Linked DNA regions of Mus musculus: regions 1, 2, 3 and 5 are each linked to region 4. Evidence: chromatin loops called from intact Hi-C (ENCODE). Cell type or tissue: heart. All regions are shown on one strand.

The links. Hi-C counts contacts between places; a loop is a spot of excess contacts. Peaks named below come from ENCODE experiments on the same cell type or tissue, not always from the same donor. Only the 100,000 strongest peaks of a DNase experiment are listed, where the experiment ranks them.
Region 1: a loop joins it to region 4, with 2.0 times the contacts of the local background. A loop is called at or near these places in 5 of 42 quality-filtered maps.
Region 2: a loop joins it to region 4, with 5 times the contacts of the local background. A loop is called at or near these places in 19 of 42 quality-filtered maps.
Region 3: it touches region 4 in a loop (2.4-fold over the local background); 6 of 42 quality-filtered maps call a loop at or near these places.
Region 5: it touches region 4 in a loop (2.4-fold over the local background); 5 of 42 quality-filtered maps call a loop at or near these places.

The regions. Positions count from the first base shown.
Region 1 is chr2:166,345,374-166,350,373 of GRCm38, forward strand. No RefSeq gene overlaps it. Among named protein-coding and RNA genes, the nearest start is that of Gm14268, 42 kb to the right of the region's middle. In heart, no CTCF peak of the experiment used is centred here; no DNase peak of the experiment used is centred here; H3K27ac peaks cover 3,006 bases.
Region 2 is chr2:166,437,736-166,442,735 of GRCm38, forward strand. No RefSeq gene overlaps it. Among named protein-coding and RNA genes, the nearest start is that of 5031425F14Rik, 7.2 kb to the right of the region's middle. RefSeq lists an enhancer at 2,885-5,000. In heart, a CTCF peak has its summit at 2,899 (motif pointing left); no DNase peak of the experiment used is centred here; H3K27ac peaks cover 813 bases.
Region 3 is chr2:166,783,891-166,788,890 of GRCm38, forward strand. No RefSeq gene overlaps it. Among named protein-coding and RNA genes, the nearest start is that of Trp53rkb, 7.4 kb to the right of the region's middle. In heart, CTCF peaks have their summits at 699 (motif pointing left) and 2,869; a DNase peak (open chromatin) is centred at 2,921; H3K4me3 peaks cover 1,637 bases; H3K27ac peaks cover 1,148 bases; H3K27me3 peaks cover 823 bases.
Region 4 is chr2:166,106,237-166,111,236 of GRCm38, forward strand. The region is part of intron 3 of Sulf2 (sulfatase 2); the gene reads right to left. Among named protein-coding and RNA genes, the nearest start is that of Gm52534, 11 kb to the right of the region's middle. In heart, a CTCF peak has its summit at 2,267 (motif pointing right); a DNase peak (open chromatin) is centred at 2,275; H3K27ac peaks cover 2,236 bases.
Region 5 is chr2:166,336,524-166,341,523 of GRCm38, forward strand. No RefSeq gene overlaps it. Among named protein-coding and RNA genes, the nearest start is that of Gm14268, 51 kb to the right of the region's middle. In heart, CTCF peaks have their summits at 2,455 and 3,130 (motif pointing left); DNase peaks (open chromatin) are centred at 1,412 and 2,128; H3K27ac peaks cover 2,180 bases.

The sequences.
Region 1 (5,000 bases), 240 kb after region 4:
CTTTACCGCAATACAGTTGGTTTGGGGCCTGGGGCCTGGGGCCTGGGTATCCCAGTGACAGGCTGGTCTGCTGGGACAGTGGGCTATGGCAGCCACAGCCTCCCCTCCTAAGTTGGGGTGATAACATTTCAGGACTTTGGCAGAAGTCTCTTGGGTTGGGTAGGAGAAACAAAGCAAAACAACAAACAAACAAACAAACAAACAAACAAGTCTCTCTGGTGGAGAACCAGGAGCTTAGAAAAAAGCCTTTGGCTCAGAAGTGTCAGGTGACCTGCCCAAGGTCTCAGAGCCTGGGGAGAGGTGGCTTCTATTTTCCTCAGGGCAGCACAAGCAGGGGTGGGGATCAGGGGCACAGAGGGCTTGCGACAGACAGACCACTGACTGAGCACACATAGAAAATAACAGGAAGATCTGCTAGAGTTGCACAATAAATAAACAACTCTGCGCACAGGAGTCAGTGCTCGGGACCACCAAACATGGAACACTTACAAGCCCGTCAATTACCCGGCTGGCCGAGCTCCCAGGCCATCAATCACCCAGCTGGCCATGCCCCCTTGGACCTCTGCTCTTTCATCACTGGGCCCCAATGGCCCTCACACACCTGCCTCATGGAGCTGAGGTGAGTCGGTAAGTGGCTCATAAGCTCCTCAAAGGGCCCTCAGCTACTACCATCGCTGAGTGGGGGGTTATTTAATTTCCTACCCTCAACTGACTCTGCTTCCAAAGGAAGAAATATATTTCATCCTAATTTTCAAAAAAGTTCGTGAGGCAGAGAATTGTTGGATAAAACAAAACGAAACAGTCAATTAGCACACCCTCAAATTAGTAAAACCCCAAACAGATAAGAATAATGCCATCTAGAGAGACAGCAGTGATCAGTCCCAGAAGACTTCCTGGAGGAGGAAATTCTAGGTTTGTCTGCGAAGAGATTCAAGGGAGGTGTGGGAGGAAAGCAGAGCCAAGGACACCCAGGGAGAGAAGAGGATGATGGGAAATCTGACCAGTTATAATGGGCAAATCATGCATTAATGCTACCATCAAGACCTTCAAGGAGAGGCAGTCTCCTGGAGCGGGGCCATTAGCGGCTGTTGATGCTCTCTGGAGTCCACAGGCCAGAGACAAATCAGGAATTCTGGTGCACACAGCGGAGGGGACGTATTATGATCATGTCGGGGCCAGGCATCTGCCTACGTGTGACAAATGCTGATGAATATTAATAACCATTTGTTCCCAGGGGACCACAAATCAGTTAATTAGGGCCCTGTCAACCTGTTTATATTATCTATAAATGAAGACCCATCAGCAGCCAAACATGAAGTTAAGCGAGCCGTGTGTGGGCTGCCACTATCCCAGGGATAAATGACGCTGCCAGCTCCTGCTGAGCCCCCGCCTTGGCAGGGAGGTGGGCACAGCTCCTCAACACCCTCATTTTAATCAAGTCGTTGGTTACACGAGGCACATGACAGCCCCTGAGTTTCCTTGCGGCATGTGCAGGAAGGGGGTGGCGGGGGGGGGGGGCATGATTTAAGACTGCCGGGAAATTAGCTCCCATCCAACCTTGGAGGAGAGAGAATCACCCATAAATCACTATTCCCCGGGCAGGTAATCAAGCCCCCATTCCAACTCTGATTACCCCTGGGCCTCTGTTCCCTTCACATCTTCCTGATGTGGTTGGAGAGGGGACACCCGAGTCACCAACGCCAGCTGGGTCAGGCTGGCATTCTGAATGGCTTGCCTTCTCTACACTGTCCCCCTGCCCTTTGCTATCCAGAAGTCACAAGACTCTAGGGTCTGAGGCAAAGAGAGAGAGAGAGAGAGAGAGAGAGAGAGAGAGAGAGAGAGAGAGAGAGAAAGATGGAAGTAAGGATAGGATTAGAGGAGACAGAGTTTTCCTCAGACACCAGAGCACGCCCAGTACTATGCTTCCAGCTGGAGAGCAACGGTAGTGAAGAGAACCATTGAGACTTCAGGGACAGGAGAGAATGATAATGTCTGAGCCAGCAGGGCTGCTGGGGGGTGGGCGGCGTGTGTGGAGACTGAGTCTCCTGTTTCATTCTCCTTTCTAAAAACCCCTGTGAGATAAATTCTTGTAATAGCTTTTCCTTTGGGTGAGAGACTCTACCATTTCTTGATCATTTTTTTTGTTTTGTTAGTTAAAGACAACACTAAATTCCTGGACGCTCATTAGAATGGGTCTAGTTCCCGGATAGGACTTGTCAAGATAACATCTGAGCGGACACCATCTCTCCAGCGAGAGTTGGAGGGAGCCGAGTGGTCTCGCCTGTTCCAGTCCAGGCTTTGCACCTTGTAGTCTCCTCCTCTGCCTGTCTGCCTTCTCTGTGACTCATGGGGACACTGGCTGCTAGAGCGAGGGTCCCAGGCTGATCCAGAAACAGGACCCCTTGGCCTCTTCACATCTGCGTACTTCACAGACATGGTCCTGTACATGGGAGATAAGACTCAAACCCCATTCACCCAGGTGGACATCAATGACAGACTCCAGGATTCCACCCAAGGCAAGTGTACCAGTGTACCAGTGAGTGTACCGGGGTTCCTTGCAGGAGTGTGGGCGACTAAGATGAACATCACTGAACATCTCACCCCAGCATGGGGCTGGAAGGGCAAGGCACTAACGCTGCGTGCCTGGAGCTCCTTGCACAGCTTGCTGGTGACTAGGAAGGTCTGAGAGACCCCTGCTCCCAGGAGACTATCACCATTCATCTAGGCCTTGTGAATGCCAAGGTCAGGTGCTTCCCAGGTCTTTAAGTTTCCTTTGCTTCCTGGATCCTAGCAAAGTTCTTTCCAGGAAGCAAGGGACATATCTCAATGCAGAGGAAGTAATTGCCACAGGTTACAGTCACAGGGCCTGGGGCCGACTTTATATATAGTTCAGCCTGAGATACCAGCCAGGATCTAGAGAGTGATACAAAGGAGACTTCTCTGAGCCTCGCACAGGCTCACTGGGTCTCATGTGGCTAAGACAAAGCTAGCTGGCCTGTCTCAGCCCTCCACACTCCCTTTATGGATGAAGAAACAGACCTGCACAGTGCAGATCATCTGCCTGAAAAGCTGGCAGGCCGTCTGTCTGTCTGTCTGTCTGTCTGTGACAGCGTAAAGCCCAGACTTTCATGTGCAAAGTCCCAGTTATTATATCAGGTGACATTTATTTTTTACCAGCCGCACAGAACATGTCAGGAGGCTGTGAATTGATGGCTTACTGTCACCTCCAGGGAACATGAGAAGGTCATAAGTTAACTTACGAACACAGGGGCGCAGCCAGGGGTGATTTGGTGGGGCAGTAGCCGTCCCAGAGGGGCATAGTCACGTATCGGCAGGGTCCCCCAAGTGCCTGCCACTCTCCAGGCTGCTGGCTTACAAGCCTTGCTTCCTCTCACCCTAAAGGAGCCATCAACAGGAGGTGACAGGGACCATAACTCTGAAGGGATGACTGTGGAGCATTGCTCGTTTCTGGCTGAGTGGCGCTGAGCGACATCTGGTGATTTAGAGACCCATGGCGAAGATTAGAGGAGAGAAGCTAAATGGTGTTTTCCTTCCAGGTCTGGGCCGGCTGCAAACAGGCTTCTGTGGAGGAAGCTGATAAAAAAATGATCTCGTTCTACTCACAATCAGTTCCAACAGCAGACCGCACAGTGCCCCAAGAAATAAGGCATTAGCAGTGGCCGGCTGGGACTAGAGTCTTCTAAGTACAGCGATCCTCCGGCAGACAGAGATGAGGGTGCGAAGTGTTCAGACCCCGCCCCGTGCACCCACACATCCTTCTTTTTAATGAACACTGTGGAGTCATGAGGTATTTGCTTCGATAAATGCATGCAAACCACACTTCTTTCTCAAGAAAAGAGTTGCCCGAAGAACACTTGTCCCAGGAGCAGGGGATTCTGCAGTGAGGTCCTGGGTCTGTGTCACAGACCCTGGCCCCTTCCCATGTTCAGTATGTTTGTCCCCTCCTATTCCCCGTGCCACCCAATTTACTTCTATAACGTCTCCCTTTATTCAGACCACATTCTTTGGGTGGCACAGGGATAGCCATGTGACCCAGGCCTGCTCCACTCCTGTCTGCCCTCCACCATGGGGTGAGGAAGGAGGGGGTCACGTGACTTGAGCCTGCCTAATCGCTGCCTGTCCCGGGATGGTTGCTAGCAGGGTTAAGAAGGCTGCTACTGTTGCCACTAGGGCAGGGGCAGTGCCTGGACTTGCCTCTGCCTCTTTTCTGAGCCAACCCAGAACTAAGAAACAGAAGCGAGCCTGTCAAGGCCCAAGGTTACCTCCTGGATCCAGCTGCACCTGAAGCCGCACCTCCCTCTTTTCTTCCCTTCACATTGTTAAGAATTCATCTTTTAGTTAGTTTTATCTGAATTTCTACCACGTGCAATCAGAAGAGTCCTGAAAACTGCTGCTTCCTTGAAAGACTCCATCTAGTCCAGAGCAGTGGTCTAGCCTACAGCCTCCCTGTGAGGACACAGTACTAAGTGATCTTCCCTTCCTTTATCTAACAGGCACACACGGGACAGGACTTACCCTCCTCTTAAGGCCCCGTCTCAACCATGCAGAATACGAATGGTTCCTACGGGTCCACTATGACTGTGAGGACAAACTCTACCTTTCTTCCACTGATATCTGCTCCTGTCCCAGCCCAGGCTGGGCTAGGGCTCTGAAGAGCCTTCATCTTCCTGAAGCAATTCTAGAAGCAATCAGAAGCTTGCCTCCCCTCTTCCCAGGCTCCCCCACCACACACACACACACACACACACAGAGTCCTTGTTGCCTGAAATGGATTTCCAACAGGTAGAGCAAGACAGGAAACCTGCCACTGAATCCCCCTGGATTGGCACAGCACTCTGTTTCCTGCCAGCCACTGAGAGAAGGGGAAAGGTGAATCAACAGAACGACCCACTCTGGGCTTCAACATTTTAGATGCCCTTTGGCTCAGAGCAGAGATGTCTCTAACAGCCAGATACCTGAGGTCACCTCCCACCCTGCTG
Region 2 (5,000 bases), 330 kb after region 4:
AGCTATGTGTCCTCCTGGGATTGGTCAGTCTGCTGGCACTTTAATTTACATGCACCCGCTCCGGAGATGTTGGCGCCAGATTCGGGCTAGCGCCTGCGCAGTGGCGTTGTTTACGGCGCCATCTTTTAGGCGCCCAGCTGCCTACATGTTACAGCCCATCTCCTTTCACTTAAGGATAGGACATGTTGAGGGGTATCCAGCCGAAGTGAGAGGGAATCTGTGGGTGGCTATGATATACGATCAATGAGTCCATGAATGAACTGTCAAAAAATAAAGAAAAAATTACTTAAAAAATTTTAATGGAGTTGAATGCTGTTGATACCTCTCACCCAAGCTCCTCCAGGGACAGCACAGGGACTAAGGAGCACTGAGAAGCTGGGCCAGCTGGTCTGGCACCCGGTCTTTGTCTTCCATGTTGTGAGCTCATGGGCAGGTGTCTGCCCCTCTCTGAACCCAAACAAGCCTTAAGAAACCTCACATCTGTCTCCCTTATCGTAAACGTTGTGTGTCTATCTGTCCTCTTTCCAGCTGTCCCCCTCCCCCCAAGTAGCAGAGTTAACAGATATTTCTGCTCTGTTCTCATTTGCATGGAAGACATCAAGTTCCCACGTTGTCATTTCCATTTCTCCGTGCTAACAGATCCTCCAGGAAGTCGCTAACTAGAGCGCGCTCATCCCAGAAGCCTTCTGGACCATCAAATTTTTGAATAAATATCTTTTTATTTGTTGCTCCCGCTGAGAAGCCTATAAGCATCTGTGCTACACCAGGAAGGTTTCATTATTTTCCTAAGATTGATGCCAGTCAGCCCTGAGATCACCTTGAAGTGCCTGCATTTGTAAGGAGCCCTGCAGCCTCGCACAATCAGACTCTTAAGACTCATTAGAATTGAGATTTGCATCTGCAGTCGGGCAAAGGTGATATGGTGAGACACACGGGAGCCTTGTTCAGTCCTAAAGGAATGTATTCTAGAACACTCTGGGGAGTGGTCTTACATGCACACACGTGTGTCCATGCCTGTGGAGATCGGAGGTCGGCATCTGGTCTTTCCCCAATTGTTTTCACCATATTTATGAAACAAGGTCTCTCATTTGACACGGAGCTTGCCAGTTTAGCTAGGCTGTTTGGCCAGTGCTCTCCTAGGATCTGCCTGTCTCTGCCCTCCCCTACCCCTCCCTGTAGCCATGGGCAACCACATACAGCTTTTGGAGTGGGTGCTGTGGAGCTGAATTCAGTTCCTCGTTCTTGTAAAGCAAGTACTTTATTGAATGAGCCACCTCCTTGGCCGTCCTATTGATAAAGGTGCTAGGAGGTCACAAAGAACCTCACAACACACGTCTTCTGCCATCGCTGACCCACATCTACAGCTTATGCACGAGTGGACAGTCTATTGCTCAAACTGGACCACCTGCTTAGCACGTGGGAAAGTTAGGACTCCATCCCTGGAAACACACACACACACACACACACAGAGGTAAGCCTAGTGGTTAGGGAGGCAAGCAGACATACACTGACACGCCTAGTCCAGATGAGAGTGTGCCCTCGCCCTGCAGTCTGGGGGCCAAACAGGTGGAGTGTGCTCCAGCATGTTCAGGGAGCTGGGGTCTTAGTACAAAATAACAAATACCAGGATGTACGATGGCAGCACAAGATGCTAAGAGACCCAGGGATGGAGCTACCTGTTCAGCTGCCCCTTTGAATAGAGACCTCATATTGAACTTGCCCTCACTCAGTAAAAAGACAGTGATGTCCAAATGCTGGGCAGGGGAATGAGCTTGACCTCCTTGGTCCCCACAGCAGACCGGAGACTCTCAGCGCTGCGTGTGCTCCTGGCTGTCATTATTCAGTGCTTATGTTGCTGTCTCTCTCCTATTAGACTCAGTTTTCCAGCTCAGAGATGAAAGTGCGTCTTCTATGGACCCAGTCACAGAAAGCAGCCGAGGACAGAAAGACGGAGCACAGAGGAGGCTCCCCTCCCCTCTATCCTTCCCACCATCTCCACTCCAGCTCAGATCTGCTGGTGCGGGATCAGTGGCTGGCTCAGCTCAGCAGCCATCTTTCTAAAACAGAGCCGTGAACCTGCCATTATCTCTGGGGTCTCGGTGAAGCACAGCGAGATCTAAGCCGGCTGGCCCTTGCCTCTCCAAGGCTGCCTGGGTGGTGTTCTGAATCCAATCAAGAGGTCAGCAGCAGGCATCACCAGGGGCTAAGGGTGGTCACTGTGTCCTTTGTATCCTGATTGGCAAAACCACAAGGCCTTCCCCCAGCACCGACCTCCACAGACTTCAAATACTGTTTGACCCTAACATAACTCAACTTGAAAGAGACAGTTGGTTACAAAGTGTTTGCTTGGCAAGCCATTCAGACAGCTTAACGCTCAGCGAGAGCTCAGTTGGTAGAGTGCTTGCGGAGCAGAGCAGGGCATGAACAAACACTGTGCATGGGACGTCCCAGCACTGTACAAACTGTGAGCAGGGACACTCACTTGTAGTTCCTGTAGTTGGGAAGTGGAGGCAGGAGGATGAGAGGAATCTGAGGTCATCCTCTATTATGTAGCGAATTTGCAAACAGCCTGAGCTACACCGGACTGAGGCAAAGCAAAACAAAACAAAAACAAAGGCAGGGATCTAAAAGTGAGACATTTGGTGCTGGAGAGAGCACTCACTGCTCCTGCAGAGGACTAAAGTTCAGTTCCCAGCGCCCACAGCAGGAGACTCACCACCACTACAACTCCAGCTCCAGGGGTCCCCAGCTCCAGGGGTCCAATGCTCCTTTCAGGCATGTGCTGGCACCCAAAGTCAGGTGTGCATACACACAGATAGAAAACAAATCTTTATTAAAGAGATAGAATAAAAAGACCACTGAATAGGCTACTCTGACCCCAGCACTCTGCTGCCCCCTATAGGTCACTTTTTTAGTTTTCCAGTGTATCCCTCATTACTTTCTCCTGCGAATACAAACAGAATGGGCAGCATCACTTTCGCCTTGCTGTAAGCCTTAACTTCACCTACATCCAATGAAAACACGATGAGCGGCTTCCCATCTTGATGTCACGTGGCACTTTGCTTACATGCAACAATAATAGAACCACCTCCTATCTGTACTTTATCCATTTCAGGCTCCCTCAGGATGCCCATACCCCACTGTCTTTATTTGGTTCGGGCTTTATTTTTAATCAGCCACCCGCAGAGGGATGTTCATATTGTTTCTGTCGATGGTTCCCACCAACAAAGCTGTGATGTATGAACTCAGTCATCAGTATCTAGATTCGGGGACCCACAGGAGAAAGACACAGGCGCCAGAGTGCTGGCACAGAGACCAAGAGCGTTTGTCACTTCACAGGGATGGCCGCTGATGGTGTAGCACAATTTGGCTTCCAGAGGCAATTGTCGGGAATGTATAGTTCCTCATGGTCCTATCAGCATAGAATAATCACCCATGTTTTTTAATTTTTCCCCTTAACGACAGTGAAAGCTTTATCTCTTGTATGTTACTGGGGCATACGATAGAGATGGCTCCATGGATAGGCGCTGGCCACACAAGCGTGAAGGCTAGAATTTGGGTCCTAAAAAACCTACCCAAAACCTGAGTAGACGTGGCAGCTGCCTGTTATCCAAACACATACAGGACCAAGACAGGAGATTCCTGGAGCGGGCTGGCAGGCCAGACTAGCCCAATCAGAGAACTCCCAACTCAGTGAGCAGCCCTGCCTATGATTGAGAGTTGTGGAGGATACCTAATGCATGTGCACACATGTGCACATGGACCTGAACATACGTGTGCCCATGCTCATGAGAACATGCATATACACACACACATGTACACCACACATATGCACATGCCAAGAGAAAAAAAAAAACATATTTTCATCAAAACCATGTATATTTAAAAGATAACTAGGATCCCATACATTAAATGGTCCCACTGGTAACCCATGACGGAAGAGTGACAATAATGTGGTTTGAACATGAGATGTCCTCTAAAGGCCATCTTGTTGCCATCTTGGTCCCCAGTACAGTGCTCAGAGATAGGGCTTTGGGCAAGCAATTGGATCATAAGGGCTCTGATCCAATCAGTGGGGGGATGTATTGATGTCGCCCAACCTGATGAACTACTGTGCTAACCCTAACCCTAAACCCTAAACCCTAACCCTAACCCTAACCCTAAACCCTAACCCTAAACCCTAAACCCTAAACCCTAAACCCTAACACTAACCCCTAATCCCCTAACCCTAACCCTAACCTAACCCCTAACCCTAACAAACCCTAACCCCTAATCCCCAACCCTAACCCTTACCAGAAGGTAGGGCTGATTGAAGAAAGCAGGCCACTGAGGGAGTCATGGCTGAGAAGGGCATGTCTCTTGTCACCCTGTCTGCCTTCTGTCAGCTGCGACATAAGCATCCTCCACCACGTCAGACCCGTAACTATGGCACTAACTAACCATAGACTGAAACTGGCTAGAGAGACCCTTCTCCTTCTAAACCACTCCTCTCAGACTTTGTCACAGGGGTGACAAGTTTGACTAGCACAATTGCCATGCCCATTCTGCCATGCAGGTGCCTTCAGGCACTCTGGATAAAATATTTCCAACATGATAAGTGTGACCCAACCCTCTGCCAGGGCCATGTAGCTGGAGAGTCAGCATAGCTCTTTAGAACTGTGTGAACTGAAGTCCCCAGAAATGAGCCACAGCCACGCTGGCCATTCTGCAAGGCTGATTGACAGGTTAGAATGTAGTAACTGTGGTGAGGTTGGAATGTTGCAGATCCAGAAGCCAAGTTATGTTGGACCATCTTAGGCCTAAGTAGCCATTTCTTGTCTGCCTCCGCGTGTGACCTAACACCCTTGTGACTATTAGATAAGTTATTTTGAAATGTATCACCGGACTCCTAACAAACTTTCACCAACCCAAATGCTAAGAATGTCAGTAGACAGCGTTTGAGGCCGATTGCAGTGATATTCCTACTTTGTTGGAAACCACCTATCTGATGTTTCTGCGGG
Region 3 (5,000 bases), 680 kb after region 4:
CGGCCAATCCTGAGTTGCTACACCTGCACCAGACTCTTTCCTTGTACCCCTCCCATACCCATTTCTTGAGAATAGACATTGTTTAGATCTGGAAATCCCCTCCTCCCCCCCCCTTTCTCTCCTGAGGGCCTATAAAAACTGGGACCTCTTTCCCCTCGAGGTCGACTCCTCTACCCCTGCGTGGGATATGAGTCGCCCCAGAGCTCTGGCTTTCCCCGAATAAAGCCTCATGTGGTTTACATCAAGCTTTTTATCGTGAGTTCTTGGGTGTTCGCTATTGTCCTGAGGCCTGAGCAAGGGGCTCCTCTCGGAGTCTTTCAGCTGCAGTGTGGCTGCAGGACAGAGGGGCCTGGGAACAGTGCTAGCTGTATTTTAATTTCAGGAAACAGCAAACCATTTCTAGATAACTACATATCCATCACTGCATGGGCAGTGTGTTAGTTGTTTTTTTGTGGCTGTGACCAAATCACTGAGCGGATCTAAAGGGAGGAAAGATTTATTTTGGCACATGGTTTCAGGGATACAGTCTGCCATGGTGGGGAAGCACCCAGTTGGGTGTAGCAGCAGAGCAGCACGGTGGGAGCGGCCAGTCTGATCCTTGAGCATTGGGAAGCAGAGCTTGGCTGTACTACACTGACTTCCATTAGCTAGGCCACAGTTCTAGGAGTGCCACAACCTCTCAGGACAGCGCCACCAACTGGAGACTAAGTGTTAGAACACATGAGTCTGTGGGGGGGACGACGACGACATTGTATTTCTAAACCATAACACATACTAGTATTAACCAAATGTAGTTGTCATTTATCTGAAATTCTTACTCAGTTTAGGACAGATACATACAGGAAGGAGGAAAGTGGAGGCCAGAGAGCTGGCTCCAGAGTTAAGAGTGCATACTGCTCTTCCAGAAGACCTAAGTTCTGTTCCCCACACTCTTGTCGGGCATCTCCCAGTCCCAGGAGGATCTGGCATCTCTGTCCTCCACAGGCACTTGACACACACACACACACACACACACACACACACACACACACACACAGACAGACAGACATACATGCGTAAAGGTAAGTAGAAAGAACAGTAATAAAACAAAAAGGGAGGGGAGAATAAAAAACACAAATTTGTATCAATAGTTTTCATTGCTGTGTGAAAGCCGCCCGAGGCTTATTTTAAGTGTGCACCCCACCAGTGAGCAAAGCATGGCAGCAAGATCAGCCCTGCCAGTGAGCAGGCGGGGGCAAGGGGGCCTGGGAGGCGGGGGCGGGCGAGTCGGGCTGGAGCAAGGGTGAAGGGAAGATCAGCTCTGCCAGAGAGCAGGCTGGAGCGAGGGGACATGGGGGGGTGCAGAGCAAGCTGGCCGGAGGAGGGGGGTTAAAGGGGGGCGGGGGGGGGAGAGATCAGCTCTGCCAGTGAGCAAGCCAGAATGAGGGCGGGGGTGGGGTGGTGTGGGGTGGTGCAGAGCAAGCCGGGCGGGCGGGCCGGAGCAAGAGGGAGAGGGGAAAAAAAAGATCAGCTCTGCCTATGAGAGCTGGAATGGGCGCTGAGCTGGTTGATCACAGTACCACAGTCAGGAAGCAAAGACCATTGATGGACCTCAGCTTGCTGACAGGGTCTCCAGCACCAGCTGACTTCAATCTTCCCGTGTAGTAAACCTGAACTCTTTTTTAAAAAGAACATTTCAGAGACTTTGTGATTTAAAAAAAAAAGGACATATTTTTGTTATTTTAAAGTATGTATTATGTGTAGGTATGTGCATATGAGTGCAGGCGCTGTGGAGATTTGAGGCAGCAAATCCTGTGGACCTGAGTTTGCAAGCCATTGTGAGTGGCACAACGTGGATGCTAGAAACTCGGGTCCTCTGGAAGAACAGAATGTGCTCTCAACCACTGAGCTATCTCTCCAGCCCCTGTCTTGCACTTTAAAATATTTTAAATTACGTTTACTTATCTACTCAGGGAGGTGACACTTAGGGACAACTTGCATCTATCATTTCTCCTCCTTCCACCATCTGAGTCTCAGGGATGGAACTCAGGTGACCAGGCTTGGTGCAATCGCCTTTACCTGCTTAGCCATCTCACCAATTTCTGATAACTTCTTTTCCATGACCACCGATGTCTTTTACTCCTTGATTAGTTATCAGAGTGGTTAGCATGCCCTGGCACAGAACAGGTATGGTCGTTAGGGTGCTGTTCCGATCAGTTTTCTCACCCAAAGGACAAAAGAGAAAGTTACCACCAAGCTGCCTAGGAAGTAGCACTGGCCTGTGCTTCTCTCACAGGCTGTGCGGACTCGATTCATTTAAAACTCTTGTAAATAGAATCAACGAATGAAGCAAGACTGACGATTGGGGAATGAAAGAGACCACGGTGAGAGGTGATACCTGACGGCAGAAACTGTACCCACCACGCATGCAGGGCAGACCCCGAATCTACCCTGCACTCATTCCATACAGAAATGCAGATTCGCTTCCACCCCGCACCTGCCTCAAACTCTTCCTCCGCAAAGTCTCCATACCACACACATCGCCTCCGCCCCATACGCCGCATCCACCGCGCACTCACCCAACACTCGCCACAGACCCTGCATCCACTTCACACATTCCATATTCACTTGGCACAGACCACAGACACAGCATCCACTCGCAGAGGACAGACCTCTCTCTCAACATCAAGCCTGTACACACTGGAGAACCCACATCCACCCCACACAGATCTCAAACCCCTGCATCCTCCTGTTCCTGCTGGTCGCGAAACCTTCCTCAGCGCGGCTCCCAAGAGGAAACTAGCTGCTCCCTCCGGGCTATCGACCCGGACTCGGTCCGGGATACCGACACCGACTAAGCCCGGGCATCTTGGTGGGCCACCAGTGCTCTGAGGAGCTGAGTGGCGACGCGGGGGATCGCTGGGATTTGTAGTTCCAAGGCCACGCCCAGCACTACGGGTCCCAGGAGGCCGTGCGTGCGACAGGGGCGTGGTCACACTGCCTAAGAGGCTTTCTCCTCCCCGGAGCTAAAGAGAGCATAGTTTTCCCCCCATGCTTGTCTCCATCCTGGAGTCCTGACATCTATGGCGTGTTCATTGTGGGCCAAACACCGTTTCTCAAGACTAGTAGCTGAGGCGGCAGCGTCAATACTTTTTAGACGAGCAAACTGAGGCCCGAGGTCAGGAGCCCTAAGTCACTGGTTTGAAAGGGCATTGGGTCACAAGGCATTCAGACCCCAAGTATCACGGTTTACATCAGAGAACAGCTTGCGATACAGTGGGGGAAACTGGTGCCGCCAGAAGTGGCACAAACTGTCACCCCATGTCTCCTGACATGATGAAAAGCAGAAGAACACTAGGTAGTGTTCTTGCCTCCGCCACCCCCCCCCCCAAAAAAGTGTCTCAGCTATTACAAAAGAAGAGAACCCGACAGGAGCAACATGATATAGGGAGAATTTGGGGAAATCTCAGTGACTACCTTTCCCGACTGTCAAACCTGAAGAGCTGAATGGTAGCATCGGAACCTAAATCTAGAAGAATCTGACAACTTTATAGGGCCAAATCCAGTGGGGGAGAGAGAGGGAAGGAGGGAGGGAGTAAGAGAGAGAGAGAGAGAGAGAGAGAGAGAGAGAGAGAGAGAGAGAGAGAGAGAGAGAGGCAAAAGCTGCTGCAAGGGGGCTGGGGACATGGTTCAGTGAGTCCAGATCTCCAACAGTCACGGAGGCGCCCTTGGGGTTAGGAGTAAGCAGAGATGACATGATCCCTGGGGCTCACTGAAGTTCAGTGAGAAAGCCTATCTCAAAAAAGCAAGATGGAAGGTGATGGAGAGATGGCTCCGTGGTTAAGAGCACTTGTTATTCTTCCAGAGGTCCAGGGTTTGATTCCCAGTGCCCATATGTTGGCTCACAGTGGTCCATAGCTCCAGTTCTGCTACCAGGGAACTCATAACTGTTTCTTTATTTGACCTTCACTGGCACCAGGCACCCATGAGGTACACAATTATACATTTGCCAAACACACATATAAATAAAATATACCTTAATTTTTGTTTGTTTGTTTTTAGAGACAGAGTCTCTTTGTGTAGCCCTGGCTATCCTGGAACTCCCTCTATAGATCAAGCTGGCCTTGAAACTCACAGATTATCCACCTGCCTCTGATATTAAAGTGCTGATAATAAAGGCATGTATCACCACACCTGGGTCAAAATATAATTTCAAAACACATTTGTGTGAAAAAGCCAAATCATCTAAAGAGCAGTCTCTTGGCAATCAGTTTGGACCTAAGTATCAGACAAATATTCCAGCAGGACAGGTGGAGTCAAAAGTTAAAGAATTAAGGTGTATGCCCGGCGTGGTGGTGCACGCCTTTAATCCCAGCACTCGGGAGGCAGAGGCAGGCGGATTTCTGAATTCGAGGCCAGCCTGGTCTACAAAGTGAGCTCCAGGACAGCAAGGGCTACACAGAGAAACCCTGTCTCGAAAAAACCAAAAAAAAAAAAAAAAAAAAAAAAAAAAAAGAATTAAGGTGTATTTCAAAACTCCTCCTTCCACCAGGGGCATGAGCAAGCCTCTGCTAAACTGATCAGAGTGGACGAATTTTCACACTCACCCCATTTTTTTTGTGCTGTTCATGGAATACCAGCTATAAGTAGGAGGCACCTTTGAGTTTAATTTACACAATTTACTTGAACTGGGGACTGTAGCTGTAGTTGATTAACATGGGCTCTCTCCCTGGCAGCGGCAGCTGCGCACATTCCTCGCTACCGGCCCCAATGCTTTGGATTCTCAAACGAAAGAAAGACAGACAGACAGACAGACAGACACACACACACACACACACACACACACACACAGAGAGAGAGAGAGAGAGAGAAAGCCTTATATTTAACATCTCAATCAGCTTAATGGTTAGGCCACTCCCCAATTTCTACACTGCTAACACCTCCCCTCCAAAACTCCTGAGTTATTACTTATTAAAATCTATATTCCACCTTTGCTACCTTAGGGCCAGTTGGGGGTGGTG
Region 4 (5,000 bases):
CCCCAGCCCCACCACCACTAGGTTTCAGTGGTGGATGCCTGTTTTCTGTCTCTGCCTGGCAGGTGTTCAAGTACTCATCTTTGTATAACTGGGACTGGGTAGGGAGTGGTAACTGACTCCCCAGGGAAGAGTGAGGATGGATCTGGAAAGTTCTCCACAGCAGGGGAGTGGGTGAAGTGTGTTTTATACAGAAGCAAGTACTAAGGTGCCAGGGCAGGGATGACCGTACCACAGAGAGGGTCAGTGGCCCGCGTATGAATGGAACAGAAGAGCCAGAGGCAGGAGAGACGTGAACAGGTGAGCCCGATAGAAGGAGCTGTGGGTTTATCTCAGGAACTCAGAACAGCCAGGGGAGGGTTTCAATCAGAGTGCAGCTTTTCAAGGCACCCCCTGTTGTCCTCTTTGGGGAGTAGGGGTGGTTGGCTAGTCACCAGGGGAAAGAAGGGCCAGGCAGCTCACAAGGACTGAGGGCTGAGCCCTTTCTAGGCTCCTTTTTCCTACCTGCTTGTTCCGAGTGGGACTGTTGCTATGGAGAGAGCTTGGGTTGCAGAGGACCCCAGGGCATCAGGCCAAGGCTGGGCAGTGGGTGCAGGGGACCTGGAGGGGGTTGCTTGAGTTTCTAACTGAATGCAGGCTTCAGCCTCCCCTGCCAGACTCAGGCAGCTGTAGCAAATGACAGAGTCCATTCATTTCCAGAAAACCTCGTTAGCTGGGAGGGAGGCTAGCTAGCATCAGGGAGAGGCTCTATGGCCTGTTGATTCACTATCAGGACAAACTGGCCTTGAACTCTCAAACCTGCCTCAGCTTTCCAATGCTTGGATTATAGGTGTGCACCCCCACACCTTTATGAAGTGATGTGGATTAAACCCATGGCTTCCTGTGTGCTGGGCGAGTGCTCTCCCGACTGAGCTATACTGTTGGCCCTTTCCTTTTAATGTGTGTATGTATGCCTGTGGTGTTTGTGTGTGGTATTATGTGTGTATGTGGTGTATTGTGCAGGCGTGGGGTAGTGTGTGTGTGTAGTGTAGTGTCTGTGTGTGGTGGTGTGTGTGTGTGTGGTATGGAGTATATGTGTATGTGTGTGCATTCCTGTGTGTGTGTGTGTGTGTGTGTGTGTGGTGAGTGTGTGTGGTGTGGGCTGTGTGTGTGTGTGCATCCCTTTGGTGTGTGTGTGTGTGTGTGTGTGTGTGTGTGTGTGTGAGCATTAGCATAGGCTAATGTCAGATATCTTTTTGGATTATTCTCCACCTTATATGCTGAGGTAGGGTCTCCCACATGAACCCCGACTTCACCAGTTCTACCAGCTTGTTCCAGGGATTTCATCTTCTTTGGAGACTGGGTTACAGATGGGCATTCGTACCCCGCCTTTTACCAGGATGCTGGGGATCGGGCCTGGTCCTTGTTGGCTTCCCCACTAAGCCATCTTCCCAGCCCTCTGCCCTCTCAACTGCAGACGTGCAGAAGGGTGGGGCAGAGGGGCAGACAATCCACAGCAGCCTTTACAGCAGGACTGGAGGATCCATCAACTATAGGAAATTCCCATTACCTCAGGGAGCGTGACATATCAGACCCCTCGGAGCTGCTCTCAGAGGTATCTCACCAATGGCCCTTTCCTATAATAATGAGTTTGCCGTATTTCCTCCCAAAAGGAATTCACAGTCGAAAAATAATTTCCTATGCCAGTCATCTCCCAAAGTTGAAAGAACATTAGAACAGCAATCTTCAAGAAAAATAAAAGCTGGGAGATTTATAACAAAGGGAGGCTTCAACCGGAAACGTCTCTGGCACATCCGTCAAGGAGACATGAGGTGGCAGTCAGGTGCCAGCAAGGAGACAGATTCCCTGGGAGGCTGCTGGTTCCCAGCGCAGGCTGGTGGGCGCTTGGTATTTGCAATTCAAATACTGGTTGCCCCTGCCATCAGGGACAGAATTTTCAGAAATAAGGAATCTCTTGGAAAAGTTTCACATTCAATTATAACAGCTTTCCTGTCAGATCTAATGCTAGGAAACTGAGCACATTTATAACTGCCAAAAACCTAAAACCAACCAACCACCACCCACAACAACAACAAAAAAAACCCCTTCCTTATTTATATAGAAAATAGACTCAGATTCAATACTCAGAACAATAAGCATAAAATAATCCCCCCACACACGAATGACTTGGAGGGTAGTGTAGAAGGCATGTGGACTGCAGAGCGTCCACCAAAGTCCCTTGCTTCATTCAGGATACAGCCAGCATCCTGTATCACTGTGTTCATGGATTTGGCCCATAGGGGGCGCTGTGCTTCCTTGAGAAAAAGGCTTGCAATTAAGTGGTCTGAAGCCTAAGAGGCCCTCCCTCCCATGAGTTGGTGTGAGTTAGCCTCCTGTTTGCAGAGTTAAAACCCAGTAGGCAGGCATGGAGCTGTGGTCCCAGCACTGGGGAGGTACTAGCAGGGGCATTGCAAGTTCAAGGGCCGCCTGGTTACCTAAGAAGACCTTGTTTCAAACATCAAACAAAACATGAGGTTTTGGGCACTGAAGCCTTTCTTCTGTCCCATGTCTACTGAAGTCAGGCCTGAGGGTGGCTCTGGAAGGGAGGACAGTGACAGGTGGGGGGTTGAACACATGAGCCATATCGTGACTCTCCAGATACCCACTCTGATCCTGGTACCTGCACAGTGTGTGACCTTATCTGAGCCCTAGCTTCTGTGATCAAGTTAAAAGAAGTTAAAAGAAGCTTACATCGATCGGGTCAGGGGGAACTGCAGGCCAGTGCTGTCAACGGGGAAATCTGGACACAGATGCCTGGATCTGAGAGCCACGAGGAGAGAGAGGCAGAGCCTGGGGAGCCTGGGATATGGAGAGCTGAGGAGGCTGGAACAGAAGTCCCCTGGGGACAGCCGATTTGGGATGTCAGAGGAGAAGCACCTCCTGCTTTAAGCTCCTGGGTTGTGGCTCTGGGTCTCTGCAGTTCTCGGGAACCTGTGTGTGGCTGAGCGAGGCTGAGGGACAGTCAGGGATCAGACGGACACCTGGACCTCCCCACCCCCATACCTCATCCTCAGGGGACTGAGGACACACACCTATGCTTACTCCACTTTTCCTTATTTGTGTGTGGCGTGTGCATGCATACATATGTATTCATGTATGTACATGTATGTAAGGATACTTGTACATGGGAGTGTGGAGGAATATCCAGTATCTTCCTCAATCATCCAGCCCCCCTCTCCAACAGTTGGTAACTTTTTAAAAATATATATTTATTTATCTGTGTGTGTGTATGTGTGTGTGTTTGTGGGGGTGCGTGGGTGCAGCATATGTGTGGAGACCAGAGGACAACTTGCAGGAGTTGGTTCTCTCTTTCTACTGGGTGGGTTCTGCAGCCCATCTCATCAGGCTTGGCGGCAAGCACCTTTACCTGCTGAGGCATCTTGCTTGCCTCTCTACCTTAGTGTTCAAGCCATCTCTTACTGAACCGGAAGCCCCCCAACTGGCTAGGCTGGCCGGCTAGTGATTCCCAAGGACTCTCTTGTCTCTGTCTCTCCAGGGCTCGTGAGAGGCAGTAGCTGCCATGCCTGGCCTTTTCTGTGGGTCCCGGGGAAGAAACTCCTCGTTTATTGATGGCTCTGCAGACAGAACGGTCTCCCAGCCCCCACGCTTCCTCTCCCTCCCAAGGACTTTCACTGCATGAATTTGTGGGACCTGGTCACACCGTCCTTGGGGTGATGCATATTATGGGCACTGGGCAACTTATCCACATCGTAACACTGCTGTAGAGAAGGGAAACTGAGCATCAGGGAAGCGTCCCAGCTCACAGTCACAAGTAATGTTAGAGCGAGGGCCTGGGTGACTCACTTATGTAAATCTTAAAAGCATTGAAAGGCTAGAGACTAAGGGCTTAAGGAGATTTGGGGACTTAAAAAAAGATTAATTTTATGTGCATCTGTGATCTATATGTATAGACGTGCACTGCATGGATGCTTGGTGCACATGGAGCCAGAGAGGGCCCTGGATTCTCTGGAACTGGAGTCACAGGGGATTATGAGCCACCCGGTGAGTGCTGAGACCCAAAGCCAGTCCCTTTGCAAGAGTGTCAACCGCTCCTAACTACCGGAGCCATTTTGTTTTAGATCAGAGGGTCTCCCAACCCATGTATAGGTTGAGACCCCTTTACCAAACCTTTACCTCCCAAATATTTACATGACAATCCCTAACAGTAGCAAAATCACAGTTATGAAATAGCAACAAAATAATTTTATGGTTGGGGGTCACCACGGCATGAGGAACTGTATTAGAATGTCACAGTGTATGAAAGGTTGAGAACCACAGTGTCAAACGGTCTCAGGTAGCCGAGGCTAGCCTCAGACTTTCTACGCAGATGAGGGTGAGTCTGAACAACTGGTCCTCCCTCCACTACGCCTGTGGGCTGAGAGCATGGGTGTGCCGCCATGCTTGACTTAACTAAAGGACAATGAGCCGGATCTGAGAGACAGATGTGGCAGGAGAAGCTGGACCTTCAGTGGGCTATATGACCCAGGCAAGGCCCAGACAGACCCCCATGCCGAGAGGTAAGTCCTTCAGGGGAGGTTCCAAGACTCGGGGGGCAGATGGGGACTCTGCAGCCACAGGCCATAAGGGTCATGTGTGGGTGGGTGGGCACACAAGGGGCAGCTGGACCGTGAAGAAGAGAGCTGTGTGTGCACACTCAAGTGTGTCCCTGTGTGCACTCCGGGGAAAGGAAGCCGGCAGCAGACAGGCAGGAGGAAGGCCAAGGGCAGAGAAGGCTGCCATTGTGAAGGTGGGGACAGCTGCACCAGGGTCCAGAAAAGCATCCAGGACAGCCGGAGTCTCCCCTGTGTAAGCAGAGAGATAACGGAGAAGCAGCCCATGCCGGGAGAGGAAGTGATGGGGGCTGATGTGTGAACCCATCCAAGCACCTACTGTGGGCCAAGCTGTGTGAACCCAACCAAGGACCTACTGTGGGCCAAGCTGTGTGAACCCAACCAAGCACCTAC
Region 5 (5,000 bases), 230 kb after region 4:
TAAGGGCTCTCATTAACCCTGCTTCACTGATTTACACACTCATGGGTGGGTGTGTAGAGTGTTTGTTGTAGTATGTATGTATGTATGTATGTATGTATGTATGTATGTATGCGGTATCTGTGTTAGTTAGCTTTCTGTGAATGCAAGGCACACCCTGGACAATTGTCTGAGTGAGAGGACAGGTTTATTTGGGCCCACGGCTCTGGAACTTTCAACTCCTGTTTGTTCGGGGGTGCCTGCGTCTCTGGGCCTGAGTGCAGAGGTGCCTCACGAGTAAGCAGATCTCTGTATGGTGGCCAGGAAGCAAAGGAAGCTCTGAGAGACCAGAGTCCCACAGCTTCCACCCCTGCCAATGACTTGAAATAGACCCCACCTTTTAAAGGTTCTATCGCCTCTCAGTCGTATCCTCCCGGGGACTAAACCCTTGACCCAAGCAAGGCCTTATAGGGACATTTCAGATCCAAGCTGGCACACAGTACCTGGGTATAGCTGAGAAGTGAGCAGGTAAGAAAGTGTGACCCTGAGAGACTTGACGATGATTCGGTGGGTAAAGATAGCACTTGCTGTGCACGCAGACCCTTGTTTAGATCACCACAACCCAGAGGAGATTACTACAACCCATCTTGATGCGATGCTGTTGCATGCAGTATAATCCCAGCACGCCTACAGAGAGGTGCGGGGTGGAGAAGGGGACTAGTGACAACTTGGGGGCCGCTACCACGGTGTGCAAACATGTGGCAGGGGCAGCTCTGGAGGCTGCCCACCCACACCCATGCACATGCACAGAGAGGGGAGGAGAGGGAGAAGGCCAACAGGTCTCCACTCCTAAGATCTTGGTATCCCGTGCAGAACCAGACAGCCATCGGGGTCTCTAGACAGCCTGCAGCTTTAAGTAAATTCCCCAGCCTGGGGGCCGAAGAGCACAGCTGCCATCTACCCCCGGAGAGCATCTTTGATTAGAACACCCAGTGGACTCTGGAGCAGCAGATGCTGTGTGGCTGGTGAACTCGGAGGGAGTGCAAGTCATATCAGTACCTGCTCTGAGAAACTAAGAAACTCCAAAAAATTTTGCTAAGAAATAGATTCCCCCCCTTCTTTCCTTCCTCCCTCCCCTACCCCTTCCTCCCTCCCCGCCCCTCTCTTTCTTTCTTTTGAAGTGGACTTCTACCTTCAAATCTAGACTTTACAGAATCAGGGGTAAACAACAGCAGCCCAGAGTTTGCTGCACTGCTCGCCCCCATCTTCTTTGCTGTTAATTTGTTCCAGGACAGGAAATCCAGCCGTCATGGCTCTCGGAGACCAATTCACAGTCTCAGCTAGCTCACAGGACAGGAACCTGTTGTTGTCTAGCCTCCATCAAAGGCTTTGCCCTCTGGCTGCAAACAGGCCAGACCAGAGATGACTGCAGTTGCTCCTGCTCAGCTCCGTCCCTTTGTGGTGCTGTCCTGGCCCACAGATGGGCGCATGCCCAGGACAAAGGGTCCATGAAGGGAGTGAGGGCGTACAAGTGCCGGCTCATGAACACACCTTTCCCAAGGGCTGCTTCAGCTGACGAGAGGGGCTTCTTCAGAGAAAGGCCTACTCAGGTCCTCCATGTTTGATTTCTTTTTCTTTTTTGGGGGGGGGCGTGGTTTTAGCTGTTATTAGGTTTTTTTTTTTTGTTTTGTTTTGGTTTGGTTTTAATATTAGGTTGTAGAACTTTCTTACATGTTTTAGAAATGGATCCTGTATCAGATAAATAAACACTCCATCAGCTTGGTAGGCTGTCTCTTTTACTTTAAATGTTGTTCTTGGCTATGCAGAAGTTTTAGTTTGATGCTAACCCATCTGTCTATTTTTGCTGTGTTTGCCTGCATGTTTATGTCATATAAAAAATACACACACACACACATGCACACACACACACATATACACACACACACACCATTGCCAAGGCTACTTACTGGCTAATGACCAACCTGTGTGTTCTCTGAATTTACAAGTTTGGCTTCCCATTGGCAAGTCTGCAATGCAGTTGGAACTGATTGTCATGTGTGTGAACACAGGCTCCACATTCTCCCTTCAGAGAATGTGCTGGGGTCTGGCTTTCCCAATATCATTGGACAGGACCGGCCTTTTGCCGTTGTGTGAACTTGGCAGCTTCATGGGAAGTCTGCTGACGGTCCATGTGTGGACTCACGTCTGGGCTCTCCGCTCGTAAGTGACAGTGTTTACTAATTTCCTTTTCAGACAGCTCATGACCAAATGCAGCTGACTCTTGTTGCGTTTGTGATCTGCAGATTTGCTGGTTTGTTTCTTAGTTCTAACAGACTCCCCCCACCCCACCCCCTTTCCTCAGAGGTTTGTATACAGTAGATGACAGGATCAACAGATAGAAACAGTTCTGCTGCGTCTTTCTCTGCTTGGATTTCCGTCCTTCTTTCTTGCCTTCTTGCTTTGTCTCGGCCACCTAGTGCCCAGTTAAAGAACAGTGTTGAGTGCTGAGCACCCTCCTTGCATGGTCTGAGAGACACAGCTTTTGCTTTTTCACACGGACAGCTAATGAAGTGTGAGGTTTTTATTTATAGTCATTGCTGTATGGAGTTAATTTCCCTCTACTTCCAGTGTGTTGGGCATATTTATTCTGAAGGGGCCCTGCACACATGTGGCATACACTCACAGATGCATGAAGTCACAAATAAAATATTTTAAAAATCTTTTTACTGAAAAGGACAGTCTGTCTCAGCGTCCCCAGGGTTCCCCCCAAACCACAAACCCAAGACCTACCAAGGATCGGGCGATCTTCCTTCCCCATCGGCTTCCGAGTGTCAGCAGCTCCGTTGTCCTTACTGTTGACCTGACCAGCATCATACTGGTCTGCTCTATCAGTCAGCAAAGCCGCCCAGCCGTGGCCATCTCTACTCCCAAGTGATGGTGGCACAGTCATGTAATATTTAGAGGAAGGAAGCAAACAACAATTATAACCAGAAGTATCAGGAGCTGGAGAGATGGCTCAGCAGTGAGTTAGATCCGCTCCTCTTCCTCTAGAGGACCCAGGTTCAATTCGCAGCACCTGCCTCAGGACTGCTCACAACCATCTGCAATTTCGATTCCGGGGGACCTGACGCCCTCTTCTGGCTGCCTTGGGAACTGCACATATGAGCTGCATGTACATACACATAAGCAAATACTCATATAAATAACATCAAAAATACATTTAAAAAAATAGAATTATCACAGTTCAGAGCTGAAGGCTCTATCTGTGGACCAGGAGGTTACAAGAGCTGCTTCAGAGCATGGAGGCTGATGACACAGACATGGAATCCACTAGAACAGTGGTTCTCAACCTCCCTAATCCTCGGAACCTTTAATAGAGTTTTTTATGTTGTAGTGGCCTCCCAGCCATAAAGTTATTTTCGTTGCTATCTCATAACTGTAATTTTACTACTTTTAGGAATTGTGATGTAAATATCTGATATGCAGGATATCTGACGTGTGACTCCCATGAAAGGGTCATTCGACCCCCAAGGGGATCAGAACTCACAGGTTGGGAACTGATGTACTGGGGCCCGGGGATCTCAGAACTTCACTTTTCAACTCAATGCAGCCGTTCCAGGAATTCATCTTCCTAAATCAGTGATGCCCTCAGCCCTGGCCAGAGAAGTTTCTGGCCAGCAATTAATGCTGAGATTCATGAGTGGCTGAATATAAACACCTCCTGCATGCTCAGTCCTACATGGGACATCTCACCCCGCCGCCCAAGGTTCAGGAACACTGTAGAAGAGAGGCAGAAAGAATGACGGGCTGGAGGATGGGAGAGGGGCTCTGGAAAGCTGTCTTCTGGATATGGCGTGGCCGTTGTTCTTGTGATCTCACAGCATCTGTGGATCCTGCACAAGGTCAAAGCAACATGATTAGTCAACATCTCACGGTGGATCCTGCACAAGGTCAAGGCAACAGGATCAGTCAACATCTCAGGCAGTCCCGCCACACTCAGTCATTTACAGATAAATAAAGGAGAGGGCATGGCGTGCCAATCGGATGTGTGGGGAGGGGGGTACCTGGGGGTGGGGAGGAGGGGAGACTATGCAGATGTGTTACGAGGACTACACATTGTTCACAGGTATGAAATTGTCAAGAGATATTCTACTGAAAAAAACAAAGAAGTGTACTGGCTTTGTCTTTCAAGTCTGACTTTAATACTATCTATAATCTTTAACAGTACTTTTTAATTGCAACATTCTAAAAATGTGTGTAAGTATTTAGCTAAAATTACTTCTTTGGGGAATTAAATTGTTTGAATATGAAAAAAAACCTGGAAGCTTTATATGAAGCAGCTATTCCACTTCTGGGTTATTTAAAAAAAAAAAAAACCTGAAATCTGGGTCACAAAAAGTTTTAACACACCCTCATTCATTAAACAGCCCAAATGTCCACTGATGGATACACATGTGGTACGGACAGGAGAAAACTATTCACCAGAAAAAACAAGACCAGATCACAGCAGCATATGACAGACCACGGATACTGAGAGTAAGCTTGTGACAGTAAACACTGCCCGGTTCACGTTCCCTGGTGCCGTGAAAACAGCCACACATAGAAACAGAGTGGAGAGCAGTCGGCAGAGGCTGGAGAAGGGGAAGCGGGGACCCAGACACCAACAGGCATACTGTTTCAGGGTCAGGGGCTGGGATGCGGCAGGGAGTCAAGAGTGCTTCTGGTTCTCTGGAAGCCTGAGTTTGGTTCCCAGCACCCACTCAGGAACCTCATACTGGCCTGTGTTTCCAGCTCCAGAGGATCTGATGCCCTCTTCTGGTCTCTGAGGGTACCTGTGCTCACATGTACACCTACACAAAGACACACAACCTACACAATTAAAAATGAATAAGATTCAGGGTTTTTGTGTGTGTGTGTGTATGAGGGTTCTCCTTGCATGCGTGTCTGTGTACTATGTGTATATATATATATACACACACACACATATATATATATGGTGGTGTCTATAGAGACCAGAAGAGGGT